Regions from separate parts of the Mus musculus genome. Here region 1 is linked to region 2. Evidence: chromatin contacts called from ENCODE Hi-C or POLR2A ChIA-PET data. All regions are on one chromosome and are shown on one strand. The core of a region is the stretch at or near the end of the contact, and the rest is flanking DNA. Distances in the headings are between cores, read along the strand shown. Region 1 overlaps Fstl4 (follistatin-like 4). Region 2 has its middle 38 kb from the start of 9530068E07Rik.

Region 1 (6,538 bases), core at 3,106-5,605, 460 kb after region 2:
ATAGGTTCTGCATCCTCTGGCTCCCCTGGGGGTCCCAGTTAGGCCAGTTATTGGGGTGGGGGTGTGTCTCCTGTGTGCCTGGTTATGATAGACCTCCTGGGATTCAAGCTGACTCTTGGTGTGGGAGGGGATCTGGTACCTATGTGTTTTTAAAATGTGCCCTTCAGAGAATTGCCTCATTGGCTGACTTAAAACTGAGCCCTTATTAGCCATCAGGTGTCTGTGATACACCTGTTCCATTTTTCTCCTGTTTTGAAGGTTTTGAATCTTTACAATTGTGTGTGTGTGTGTGTGTGTGTGTGTGTGTGTGTGTGTGTGTGTGTGTGTGTGTGTGTGTTATGTAGCGGGCAGGAGCATGCTGGGGTGCATTTGTGGAGGTCAGGGAACTACTTGTAAGAGTCAGTTCTCTCCTCTGCTATGGGGCTCCCAGGGATCAAACTCAGGTCATCAAGCTGGGTCCAAAATCAGGCAGTACCTGAATGATGATGAGCTGAATAAGGGGCTAGGGTGAGGCCTGTTATAATGCAGCCCACTTCCTGCTTCAGACAGGAAGACGATCATCTCTGTGCTCCAAATCAACAGCAATGGAAAGTTTGCTGCTACTTTTTGTTTTCTTAACATTGTAAAATGTGTAACAAGTTGCTCACTTTCCCTCCTGGGCCTCCCCTCCCATCCCCCCAGCCACCTTCATTCTCTAGCTGCACCTGTGCCTTTCTGTCGGCCCCGCCCCCCTCCTGTCTCTCCCCTCCCCCAGCAGGCGCTTGTAGCTAGGACTCCAGACATCCTCACTGCACTCACTACTTTCTGCCTGCCCTCTCTTTTCATCTTCCCCGGGAATGGGGTCCCCACTTTGAGTGATGGCTGTGTTTCATCTGCAACTGACTAAAATTACGTGGCAGTCAGAGGCTCCCTTTTATCTCCTCCCTGTCTAGATGTCAAGCAAATCCCAAAGTTAAAACACAGGTTTTTATGAAGCAAACAGAAGTCTTGTTGGAATCTGTAGTCTTGAGGACAGCTGGAGGGCCTCCCACTGTTGGGCCCACTTGCTCTCTCCCTTTGGGGAATTTAATTATGCTGAGTTATCCTCTCACCTACAATCATCCACTCCTTCCAGAAAGGTTAGAGAATAGCATTAGTCACTAGGAAATTTTGTTCTTGGAAATGTTTGGTTCTTCTATCATCAGCTTGTATATTCTCAGAGGGTAATGTGTCAATCACATTTAAAAAACAAAAAACAAAAAAACGAAAAACAAAACCAACCAAACAAACAAAAAAACCACGGCTGTTTTGTAAAAGAGCTTGAGAACCCAAGCTTGGAAAATGCACTCCTTCATTACTGTGTGGTTTTCCGTGCTGAACTCCTTACCCCAGAGGGCACGACAGCCCCAGAGGTGGAAAGCTGAGGTCTTGTTGCCACGAAGGACAAACTCTAGTCACATCTGCTGCAGTGTTACAGGCCACACTCTGTGCTGTGGGGCATTGTGTAAAGGATGAGGAAGGGTTGGGTTGGGTTGGTTTTGGAGACAGACCTGAACCTGTCACCTTGTTCCCATCACTCTCTCTTCAGAGCCCAGGCACATGCTATGCCCAAGACCAGGGCTCAGTACACTTGAGTCTCCATCTTAGCAATGAGGGTTAATGGTCCTGGAACCTGAGACATGCTGACCACTGTGAAACTTGTCTTTACAAAGTGAGGGCTGGGTTGCCCTTTCAGGGGCCCTGGGAGGGACAGATGGGCTAATGGGAACAAAAGCAAGAAGACTGCAGAGACAGGGGTAGGAAATGATGGAGGAATAAGACCTCTACTAATGATGATTGAGACTCAGAATAGAATTCCAGACAATCTCCTTGTCCTCCTGCCCACCCCCTCACTGTCTGTCTCTGAGAAGAGCAAGAGAGTATTCAGGGGAGCAGTTTGCCTTCCACCTGCAAAGCTTCAGACTGGCCCCGGGAGAACTGAGGACACAGAAATCCACTCACCTCTGCGGGGCAGCCATAAGGAGATGCTCCACAGAGGACTCTCTCAGTATACATTGGTTGGCAGAATAAATGAAGATCAAAATCTGAGATGGCAGGGTGTGGGTCTCCTCTCACAGAATCCTCTCATCCAGCTAAAAATGTATGTAGCAGGAGGGAGGTGAGGGGGTGGGGTGTAGCTTTGCTTCCTCAGGGACTTCAAAGGGACTGCAGAGCTGTTCACAGTGGCAAGCCTTGGCAATATGTCAGAGGCTCCAAATCCCCAACACGGGATTAGTCATCTGAGCCTGTGTTCAGCCACAGAAGGAATTTAAAACCGTGTTAAGAGTGTGCTTCACTGAAGCAAATGTAAGTTGTCACTATTACGAACAGCGCATTTTAAACTGAACGGAAACCCTGGGAGGTTGCCTGATTTCTGGGTGGGATTAGGGGAAGCAGCTGGTAACTGCGGCTTATAGGTGCTTTCCCAGACACATAGCCTCACAGCCATGATGATATGCATCTGGCTTTTGCTTGAGTAGCTCAAACAAATAACTATATTATAAGGGTGATTCTCCTTACCTCTCGGGCCCCTTGGACCCAGTAATGTAATTGTAACCAGGAGATGACTGTTCAAATGATGGGATGCCCTGAGAGATTTGCTCCAAGTCACCACCCACTGGGGTTAGAAGAGAGCTGCCTAGAAGATGTCTGTGTGCTTTATAAACAGCCTTGAGGGGGACTGAGGTGTAGATGGTCAGCGGCCTGTGGCTGAGTGGTACACCTAACAGCTGGCATTCTTTCTAATTGATCAGCATTATTATAAGTTTATTAATGGTGGGAATAAGGTGTGTGTGTGTGTGTGTGTGTGTGTGTGTGTGTGTGTATGTGTGTGTGTGAGAGAGAGAGAGAGAGAGAGAGAGAGAGTGAGTGAGTTTTGTTGATTTTAGGTCTTGAGAGATGAGAGATTGCTCAGAGTGTTTGCCATATGAGTATATATAAATTTAAACTCCAGAATCGTAAAACTGTAAAAAAAAAAAAAAAAAAAAAGGCCAGGCACAGTGAGAAGGCAAAACCAGGTAAATCTCTGTGTCTTCCTGGTCAGCCTAGACCCCTAGGTAAGCTCCAAGCCAGTGGAAGACCCTATGTTGAGAGAAAGATCAAAGGCATCTGAGGAATGACTCTCAGCCTTGTCTGTGGCTTCCACACACTCATGCGCATGTGTGTACTTGAACACACAGGAGCACACACATGTAAAAAGAAACCCCTATACTCCCATCTAGATACCCACGTATGATGACTATGGCATTTCCTATAAATAGGGAATGTACACGTGTCAACAGACGTCACTAGAAATCTCTTCCCCTGGGCTCTGTGTTCCCAGGGCTGCCTACCGAGAGGACTCTGGTTCTAACACAGTGAGTGGCACACAGTATTCTCTCACACCTATCTTCAGCAAGAGAGCGTTTAAGGAAGCTTCGGTCCCCTGGACGCCCTCTTCATAGTCCTGCTCACGAAGAACTACAACACTCAGAGGCTGATAAAGGCTGAAGTGAGCATTTTAGAGCCTGTGCATTGAAGTCTCATTTTGAGCAAAATAAATGAAGCTTTTAAGGTTCTCTCCAACTTCCCAGAGTCCTGTTAAGATTCCATCCGTGATTTTATGCTTTCTCTCCACCTACACAGTCTATGCTGGCTGCCTGCCTGCCTGCCTGAGTCCTGGTTTCCTACCAAGGCCTGGCCCACAGGAACTGCTACTTTGACAGAAATGGGGGCATGAGGGGGACACTCACAGCTTCTGCCATCATAGAAGCTCTAGGGGCATGTCACCTAGCGCAGGTGCCCGTGACAGGTCTGGGTTCTGCTGTGACATCAGCAATAGAGCCCAGTAAAGGTAGTAATTGGCGCATCTGGAGAGGACCATGGGAGAAGAGGCTGAAAATGGGGCTTTTGGGGACCTACAGTTAGGCAGGAGGCTGCCGCACATAGCCAGTCTGTGTGTAAGTGGTCTACTCTGCGTTGCTGGAATGTGGTCCCTGGATAGGTTCCTGTGTGGATGCTGCAGCCCAGACATGAGACACCCTGTCTTCTGTGTTTATTCACTATGGATATGTTTGCTTTTCTGCCTCAGAAAGGAGAGAGTTGTTTACAGGCACACTGTCAAAATATTGACTCAGAGTAACCTGTGATTCCAGGACTGAGAAGAGGGAAAATACCTCACTTTCCACGCTGATAAAAGCCTGGGCACCGGGTGTGCCATGGTGCCCACACCCTCAGAGTGCCAGAGCAGCATGCTGAAAGAGCATGGACGCCTTTCCTCAGCAGCCGTGGGCTTCCTTCTCAGTGTTGCAAGAGACAAATGTACAGAAACCAAGCACCAGTCTGCCAAGGGATGTCAGCATCTCATCATCAGAGCTGGTTTCACCCAGATAGACGGCAATAGCATTGATCAAAATCTGTGCTTAGAGTCTCATGAGGTCTAAGGACGCAGATGTAGAAACAGTCCATCTTCCGAAGCTCCCCCTGCCTCTCTGTGTTCTCTGTGCTGGCAAGGTATCCAGAAATGCCTGGAAATGGCTTTGGAGTGTAGGACTCAGTTTTCATTACATCTGTTGGGGACAGTCGTCACGACACTGACACCAGCAGCCAGGCAAGTCACTCCTGTGCTGGACTGGATGTGGAAAGCTTTCAGGGAAGTGAAATTACACATCTGTACAGCCCAGCATTGTAAGAAGACATGATCGTAAGAATTGTCTTAGGCAGAATAATCCAGTGCGGAGGTCTCCCGGGGCAGGCAGAAGCTGTAGAAACCATCACCTGGGAAATCCCTAATTCTCTAGACCTCCAGAGCATGCAAAAATATCTTTCCTATCTCTCTGCGTGCCTCTTGGGTATCCATTTAGTGCAGCATTGATGCCTTGGCCAGCTCTCACTTGCTCATGTAATTCATGACTCCAGTGCAATGTCCAGCTCCGTGGAAACCTCGGAGTAGGAAGCCGGCTTCAGTCATGGCAAGGCCAGGCAGGGATTCTACAGGGAGCTCGGCTGAGAAGGGCTCCCCAGGGATCTCAGCCCTCGTTTCCGAAGCTCAGGATTGGGGCTTCCTGTGGACTTTGAGCCTGCCAAGCAATGGCTCCCTGAAAAGGGTAGGACAGACCAAGGTAACCCACCCCAGCACCAGTTAAACCCAGTTTATATTGCTGGTGTGGTCCCTCATGTCCCCACTCCACCCCATAACAGTTGGCAGGGTGGTTTTCAGGCAAGGCTTATAGCCAGAGCTTTGGAGATATGGGAATCTAAGAATTGAATGGGCAGTCCCCAGATGCCAGGGCATAAGGCTAGTGAGTGGTCTAGAGACTGCGGGAAGCATAAAACCACCTTGCCTTGGATGAGGGCTGGACACCACGGAGCCTGTAGAACTGGAGCCTTGGAAATATTCACTTGTCTGGCACCCTGATCAATACCCCAACTCCAGGGAGAGTCTTTCTGTTCGTTTTAATTTTCCTTGAGAGAGAAACTTGGCATTGGGTTAGGAGCTTTTCTCCAAATCTGCATATTTGGAACTTTTTTTTTTCTCACCCAGATAAGCCTGTAATTCCCATAGCACGCGCAGGAGGACGTGCTCCGTCAGCAGTCTGTGTTCGTTTCCTGCTGCCAGGAGGGTCTTCAGTGAAGCTGACTCATTTCCTCTGGCCTTTAAAAAAAAATCCTAAATCATATGAGGGACTAATGTCAGCAAAGATGAAGATTATAAAACATGAGTTAAAAGCCACAAAGCATGGGTTGGCAATCCCATCAGCTCCCAGTCACAATGGCAGGGCGTCCGCATCTTTCCACTCGTGAGCCCCTTCCATCCAAAGGATTGTAATCTAACTACAGGCATCCAGTGTAAGTCCTAGATGTGAAATTAAACACTGAGGCTGGAGAGATGGCTCAGCACACTGTTCTCACAGACAGCCTCAAGCCAATGCCCAGCACCCACACCACATAACTTAAAACAGCAACTATAGCTCCTGATGATCAGACCCCTTCTTCTGGCATCTCCTGGCCTTGTACTTGTGTACACAAACCCATACACAAATTATATAATTAAAAAATAAAATCTTTAAAATAATGAATCAAACATCTGTTGATAAATATTCTTTCAAAACAATTCTTTGCTGTGCACATAATTTACCACTTATTAAAGAGGAAAGAAAGGTGCATACTAATGAGATAGATGCCCTTGTTTGTCAACCACATTACAGCTCGGAACTATCTTACCTATTGAATGTTGATGGGAAAATATTGTCTTTGTTTTCCATAATTAAACCATTATATTTCCCTAAGAACAGAAGACATTGTACACATAGCAAAAAACACCATAATGTATAACACACAGTAGGTCCAATCTGAGCCCAGATATTTGAGGCAGTATCTATTGGTGGTGTATTACAGGCATGTACAATGCAAGAGTGAGTGTGCGTGTTATGTGTTCAACACCAAGGCTGCGGTGAAGTCACATGGCCCTATACAGGTGAACTCTGCCAGAAACAGCTTAGATTCATTAACATGTTTGATTTTGGATTAATTGTTGGTCATC
Region 2 (7,181 bases), core at 1,730-4,229:
CCAGCCGAAGGCAGAGAGAAGCCAGCTGAGAGACTGTGCCATGGTGCACTGAGGTCAGAGCTGCGATGCTTGGAGCTCTGGTCTTTCCCAGGCAGGAGTAGGAAGGCAGAAGGACGGTGGCAGTGCCACACTTTCATCTCATCAGCTGCCCAAGTGGGCTGCAGGCATCAGAAGATAGTCCCAGGTTACTATAGTGGAGGGGTGAGACCTCCCCACTTAAGGGCAGTGTGGTCCTTTCAGGTTCTAGGAGGGATGCTGGAGGCCCTAACTGGTGTCAGGAGATACATCCCTGGAAAGGGATGCATTTGCCTGAGCATCCCTGAGCCTTTCTTAAGGAGTCCAGGTTTTGCGTTAAAGTAATAACTACGCAATTCAGGTCGCAACCAGAGTGCTAGAACATTGGCTCCCAGGGGACACGCTACCGAGCCCGAGGGGACGGGTGTGTCTACCTGGGGTCACTAAGAGTGCCATAGGCTTCCAGGGCTAGGATGCCTGTGTGTGGGAGCCCAGGGCTGGGTGAGAAGGAGAAAAAAGGAGGAGATTAGGGTGGGAGATAGGAGGAGGGAGAGCAGGCAGGGAGAAGGAAGGGAACGGAAGGAGGAAGAGAGAGACACCTTGGTCTTGGGGACAGGTCTCTCTTAGAAGAACCCTTGAGACACAGGGCTCGACACAGCTCGGCCTGGCAGCCACTGGCAGGGAGCCCTCTGGCGTGAGCACCATGCTGACAATCACCTCTCTGAGTGCAGACTGTGGGCCTGATTCCAAGTGGGAGGGGTGGTTTAATGTTAAAAGCAGCAATTTGTTAAGTGCTAGCATTGAAAGCATGGGTGGGATTTATAGTCCCATCTGTGGCAAGCCTTTGTTCTAAGAGGCTTAACAAAGTGGCAGTGGTCCAGGCCTCTTGGCCAAAGGTCCCACTGAGAGGGGCTTTGTGCTGGTCGGTTTATGTCAACTGAACACAAACTACCCGGGGAGAAGGATCCTTAATTGAAGATTTGTCTTCATCAGATTGGCCAGAGGGCATGTCTGTGAGGCATTTTCTCGATGAGTGATTAATGTCGGAGGGTCCAGTCCATTTTGCCTCCCCTGGGTTGTGCTAAGAAAGCAGGCTGAGCAAGCCTCAGGGGGAGCAAGCCAGTAAGCAGCATCCCTCCATGGTCTCTGTCCAGTTCCTGCCTCCAGGTTCCTGCCTTGAGTTCCTGCCCTGGCTTTCTTAGATAATGGACTGAACGTATAAGCTAAGCTAAACAGAACCCTTTTCTCCTCCAGTTGCTTTGCTCACGGTGCCCAGGACAGCAGTAGAAAGGCACACTGTGCCAGCCTCTCTCAAGGACACAGCCCTGAACGGTTTCTGGGTTCTCTGGCTCCAGCCTAGTTGCACACACCTGCACTTGCTGGGTGTGTCAGCTCACTGGTGCTGTGCAGGTCCTCCAGCCCCTCAGCCCATCCCTGCACGGGGCACCCGGGTAATATTGGTTAGGAAACAATGACCAGAAAACTTCCACACCTGATCAATACCAGTTGCACTTACTTCTTCCTGGATATTTTCTACCTTCTGTTGGTCGAAATCTCCAAATGCAAAACCAATGAGAGAGCTGACTGTATCCGCCGTAGATGTCTCGCCGATTGCCTTTTCTGTCACGGCCACGGAACATTCCACTGCTTCAATCTGTTTGTATGTAACCATTTCTCTACTTTAGGTCGTTTGGGTTTTTTCCAGTTTTCTTCCCTGTTAGGAGTAATGTTGCAGAAAATATCTGTGTATATCAATCTTTATACACATGTCTCTCTGTCTCTCTGTCCCTGTGTATCTTTGTGTCTGTCTGTCTGTCTGTCTCTGTATACACTATGTGCGTGAGTGTGTGCACATGGATGCTATGGTCATCTATGATCATTCTGAAGCATACTGACAAGTTAGTCTGGCTGCCCCTCAAGCCTGAAAGCCTCCTGCCTCCACCTCCCCAAGGGCTTGGATTGTAACTGTGTGCTGTGTACCTGGCTTTTAAAATGTGTGTTCTGGGGTTTTAAAGCCCACATTCTCTTGACCCAGTCACCCAAAGCTAGAGTCAGACACCTATCTACAGTTCTACAGTTCCCTCCCATTCAGTGGGATGCTGAACACATTACCTATAGCTCTCATCCAAATCTGCTCACAGCCCCTGTCAGGTGACACCATTCCTGCCCATGGATGGAACAGGGGCGAACACACAGAGGCTAATTAATTGCTTAAGATTTTGGAGTCTACAAATGTCAATGCTGGAACTTAGAAACAAAATAAACAAACAGCCCAGCACAGTGTGAGATAAACAAGGCCATCTGGAGTGGGCTGACTCTATGTCTTGGGTGGGAGGGTGGGGCTTTGTTCCCATAGCTCACTCTTTCTTTTTGGACTTCTTCATACACGCCATCTTTTGGGTGGGTGTTCTGAACGCTTCCAATTCAGGACTGTTGCACCTAACACTTCCTCTGCGTGTGTTTAGCTCCTGTCCACCTCCACCTGCTACATCTGCAGTGGTGAGAAGAGAAATTCAAAATGTCATTGGAACCAGGGACAGAGCATCTTCTGGAGGAGGGGCTTGCTGTGACTCACAGCTGGGCTTTAAGCCACTGGAATGTTTCTCCTGGCAAGAGATTGCTGTAGCATCGGAACGTTTTGAGCCGCAGGCCTTGCTCGAGTAGCCCCAGAAAAGAGCCTGTGTCATGTGGTCTACTTTGGAGGGTTCTTGTCCCAGTTAGGGTTTCTATTATGTAGTGAAACACCATCACCATGCCCAAAAAAAAAAAAAAAAAAAAAAAAAAAAAAAAAAAAGAAATGAAAAGAAAACAAATCTTGGGGAAGAAAGGGTTTATTTGGCTTACACTTCCACATCACTGGTCATCATCAAAGGACATCAGGCAGGAACTCAAATAGGGCAGGGACCTAGAGGCAGGAGCTGATGGAGAGGCCATGGGGGTGTGTGTACTGCTAACTGGCTTGCTCCCCATGGCTTGCTCAGCCTGCTTTCTTACAGAACCGGGAACATCCAGCCCAGGGATGGCCCCACCCACAAGGGGCTGGCCCCTTCCATCAAATCACTAATTAAGAAAATGCCCTACAGGCTTACCTATGTGGAAATCTTACGAAGGCATTTTCTCAACTGAGGCTCCCTCTTTGATGGCTCTAGCTTGTGTCTAGCCAGCATAGTTCTCATTGTCTCCCAGAGGAGCAGAGATGCCATGAGGAGTCTGGCATGTGGGAGGGTCAAATCCTGTCACCACAGTAATTTGGCTCTTGGCAGTTCCAGCAGCTGGTGAAGTTTCTGTCCATCTTTCCAGATGTTCTCCCTCCTGCTAAAGCTGAGAGATCGATGAAGGAGGGGCAGAGTGAACTGCAATGCTGAGAAGCGTCTCAGGGTAAGAGGTGCTGTGAGTTGGTGATGTCACTGTGAAAGAGAAAGGCCCAATTCCTAATGCTTTAGACTGTGACCTTGTTAGAGATAGGGTCTTGGCTACTGCAGTTCATTAAAACAAAGTGGGGCTGGATGAGGGTCAACCTGCATCAGTGACCACGTCATGGGAAGGTCATGGCAAATGGGGGTAGCTGGGAGTTGTAGTTTGAATGTGAAATGTCCCCCATATGTTTAAATACTTGGTCCCCAGTTGGTGGTGCTGTCCTGAAAGGTTGTGGAACCTTCAGCAGGTGGAGGAAGAGAGTCACTGGGGGTGGACCTTGGCGTTTTATAAACTGGACTCAATTCTTGTTTACTCCTTGCCTCCTGATGGAAGAGATTATTACTACTACGCCCATGAAAGACTGTGGGCTAAAATAAACCCTTCCTCCCATAGGTTGTTTCTTGGTAGGTGTTTATTTGGTTACAGCAATGAGAATAGTAGCTAATGCAGGAGTGTCTGAGCTGAGGGTTGCTGGTTGTACCAGTAGCTAGGTGGCAGGGGAGGATGGCTGGCCATATTGGAAGCGAGGTGTCAGAGGAAGATGGTCCTTACTGGAAGCTGGGTGGTGAGTGACAACGGACTCCATCTGGGATTTTATTGGCATCTTGACTTGGGACTTAGCATCCAGATTCCAGTTGATTAAAGCCTCCTAGTTTCTGGGCACTAATACAGGGTAAGTGGTGCTTGGCCCGAGCTGAGACACCAGACTCCCATCCTTGGAGGATGGGGATGCGGTCTCAGGGATGAAGGAAGTGTTAGAGTTTTCTACCCAAAACTTAGAGTGCAAAATAACGATTGAATGCCTGACTCTAAGTAGGCAGGCACCCCAGGCAGTCTTGCTGGGTGGTCCTCCAGTTCTTCATATCTGTAGCTTGCATAGGTCCCCGGGCTCAGCTGGAATTTGAGGGTCTTTGTATGTCCAAACCTGAGAATATAAAGTGACTTTCATTAAATTACCTTAAAAAGATCTTTACTGGAATTTCAAGTCCATCGATTGGTACGAGGGTCTCTATATCACTCTCTGCTAGTCCTTGTATTTCTATTTTAATCAGAAAGCAAAATTAATCTGAGAGCTGTTGAGTCTGGGAATCCCCAGTTCCCACACCCTTGGCTTTCTCCTTCCCTCCTGAAGTGAATTTGAAGCCACGAACTGTGGGCAAAGGGGAGCGAGCCTCCGTTATTTGTGATCCCGGGCTGGGTCATGGTGATCCGGAGCTGTCACCAGCATGGCCTCCTCTGGTGTAGGACATAGTTGATGGGGACCTTGTCCTTCCTCAAGCTACAGTGCAAGTGACCTGCCTATGACTCAAAGCTGTTGTGTTCCCTCTTCTCATCTGTCATTCAAACATCCCTCACTCCTCTCTGGAGTGGAGACCTTGGTGTTGACATCCATGTGTTTACTTGTGTGTGTGTGCTCAGAATGTCTTTGGATCATAAGCTCCAGGAGGACAGAAGTTCTGTCCCTTATATCCACAACATAGCCCCTCCCCCCAGACATGCCTAGGTCAGGGTGAGAGGCACAAAATACTGATCAAATCAATAAGCCAGAAAAAAAAAAAAAAGGTTGTTGCTTTAAGGAGACACAGGCTGACGGTGTGGAGGAAGACAGTGAAGCTTTTTTTTCACTTGAAAGAAAAAATAATCCAGCCGTACGTGGGGGCTCACAGCATTTGGGAGAGTGAGGCTGGATCATCGAGAGTTAGAGGCTGCAGAAGCGGGCTCTTTTTAAAAATCCAAAACTATTTAATTTTTTGTTAGCATATTTATTTGTGTGTGTGAGAGAGAGTTTGTGAGTGTGTGTGAGTGTATGTGAGTGAGTGTGTGTGAATTTGTGAGTGTGTGCGAGTGTGTGTGTGAGTTTGTGAGTGTGTGTGCACACACATCCGTGGCACAGTACATATATGGTGGTCAAGAACACCTTGCCGGAGTTGGTTCTTTCCGATCCAGTGCATTTGGGAATCGAACTCAGATCTTTAGTCTTGGTGGCAAGCTCCCATACCTGCTGAGCCATCTTACTGATCTCCACTGACTTCCTTGTGTCCTTTATTGTCTTTTAATTTAAGATCTTCAAAGCCAGCCTCCCCCTCTTTATCCTGGTATTAACCTTCCCACAGTGGATAACTTGGATGTCATGGTTTCTTCCTTTCAGCAAAAGCCCCATGTCGGTCACCATTCCCAGCCCATGATATTAAGGAGGGGAGGACCTGGTTGGAAACCAGAGAGTAACAGCATGAGCTCCGGCCATAGTCTGTCTGGACTCCGGTTCTTCATGGTTTTGGGAAGGCTGTTTGGGACTGTTAATCATCACTGTCAGCCTGACTGGAGTTTGAATCACCTTTGGAAACACTCTTTTGGCTTCTTCTCTGAGTATTTCTAGAAAGGTTTAGACGAAGAGGGAAGACACCCTGAATGTCACTGGCACCTTCTCCAGAGCTTGGATCATGATCTGAATAAAAAGAACCGGTTGAGCTGGGCTCCAGCGTTCATCCCTGTTTCCTTCACGAGGGCACAGTGTGACTGGCTGCCTCCCATCCTTGTTGCTGTGCTTCTCTCCAGGAACTGCACTCAGACAGAGTAGACCTTTCCTTCCTTAAGCTGCTTTTGCCAGGTGTCTTGTTACAAACAGAAACCATGAGTAAATTACTAATACAGCCCCACACGGGAGGTAGAGACAGGCGGGATCGCAGTGAGTTTGAGGCCAGGCTGGTCTGCATAGAGCGTTCCAGGCTAGTCAGGGTTACATAGTGAGACCCTATCATAAGCAAACTAATCCACCCACCCACAAAACACAGCTCCCTAGGCGACAGGTGCTGAGGGAGCACGCTGAGGAGGGAGCTGACTCCTGTAGCCATGGAACTTCTCCAGGAGCCCATTGGAGCAGCGGCAGATCTTTAGGTTCCCGCCCACGTTCCCGCCCACAGCTCCCAAGGCCTGACTGCTTTACCTTCTCCCTGCAGGTTCACCCCACACTTGTTTGATGCTTCTCCAAAGAGCTCCGTCTGCTTCCCTCACCACTCCTGACAGGTGGCTAACACAGCTCTCAGGGACGCCTCCAAACACCAGGCGGCACCTTCCACAGAACTGAGTAGGCTTTTGTGTCTCCCAGTCCTTATTTGCTACAGTCGCAGACATTTGTATGGAAGCAGAATCTATGTCTATAAAGAGCTCATCTGCATGGGCTGCCTTGTAAGCAGGCGCTGGGGGACAATCTGCTTGGCCCTGGCACCCACTCACGTGGCTCTGTGGCTCCCCACACACGGCCCCTCCAGCCTTTGGGCATCTTCCAGCTGGGATTTATGGCCCAAGTGGGTCTCCTTGGGTAACAGAACATCTGCATCAACATTGTACCACTGTGCTTTGTTGCCAAGCATATATCCAGACCTGAGCCGGCCCTCCCTAGTCTGTGAGTTTGTATGGTGATATTCTTGGGGGGCAGGGAGATCTTGTTGGCTGGCGACTATAGACAGGCTAACAGAAATATAGATGAGCCCGGCGGCAAAGGACATCAAGAGAGAGGGCCAAAACCTGAGTGTGGCATAAATGTAAACGCTTCGTGGCCCATCTCCTACGTCATACAGTTATCAAGTACTCTCCTTTGCATCTGGTGTTTCCAGGAGGCTGCAGCACACTGAATGCCGTGCAGAGTCCAGTGCTGACTTCTGGCCTCTTTACATGGCGATAGTGGGAAGATTAGCTGAGCTCATGAGGATTGTACCCTCGGGCCAGGGACAGTGCTCTCTAAGAGGAGA

The links. Hi-C counts contacts between places; a loop is a spot of excess contacts on that map. ChIA-PET counts read pairs that join two places held with the same protein, here RNA polymerase II (POLR2A).
Region 1: a map of left cerebral cortex shows a loop between it and region 2 (3-fold over the local background). The contact joins two enhancer-like sites. A Hi-C loop is called at or near these places in 3 of 37 maps with a recorded cell type or tissue (heart and left cerebral cortex). POLR2A ChIA-PET finds 5 or more read pairs at or near these places in 1 of 5 experiments (embryonic stem cell).

The regions. Positions count from the first base shown.
Region 1 is chr11:52,886,071-52,892,608 of GRCm38, forward strand. All of the region lies in intron 3 of Fstl4 (follistatin-like 4), which reads left to right. Among named protein-coding and RNA genes, the nearest start is that of Fstl4, 120 kb to the left of the region's middle. Within about 2 kb of position 4,356, at least 1 of the 3 ENCODE cell types and tissues checked has a DNase peak (open chromatin) inside an H3K27ac peak, as active enhancers do; it is left cerebral cortex, where a contact is called at or near this core.
Region 2 is chr11:52,430,986-52,438,166 of GRCm38, forward strand. No RefSeq gene overlaps it. Among named protein-coding and RNA genes, the nearest start is that of 9530068E07Rik, 38 kb to the left of the region's middle. Within about 2 kb of position 2,980, at least 1 of the 3 ENCODE cell types and tissues checked has a DNase peak (open chromatin) inside an H3K27ac peak, as active enhancers do; it is left cerebral cortex, where a contact is called at or near this core.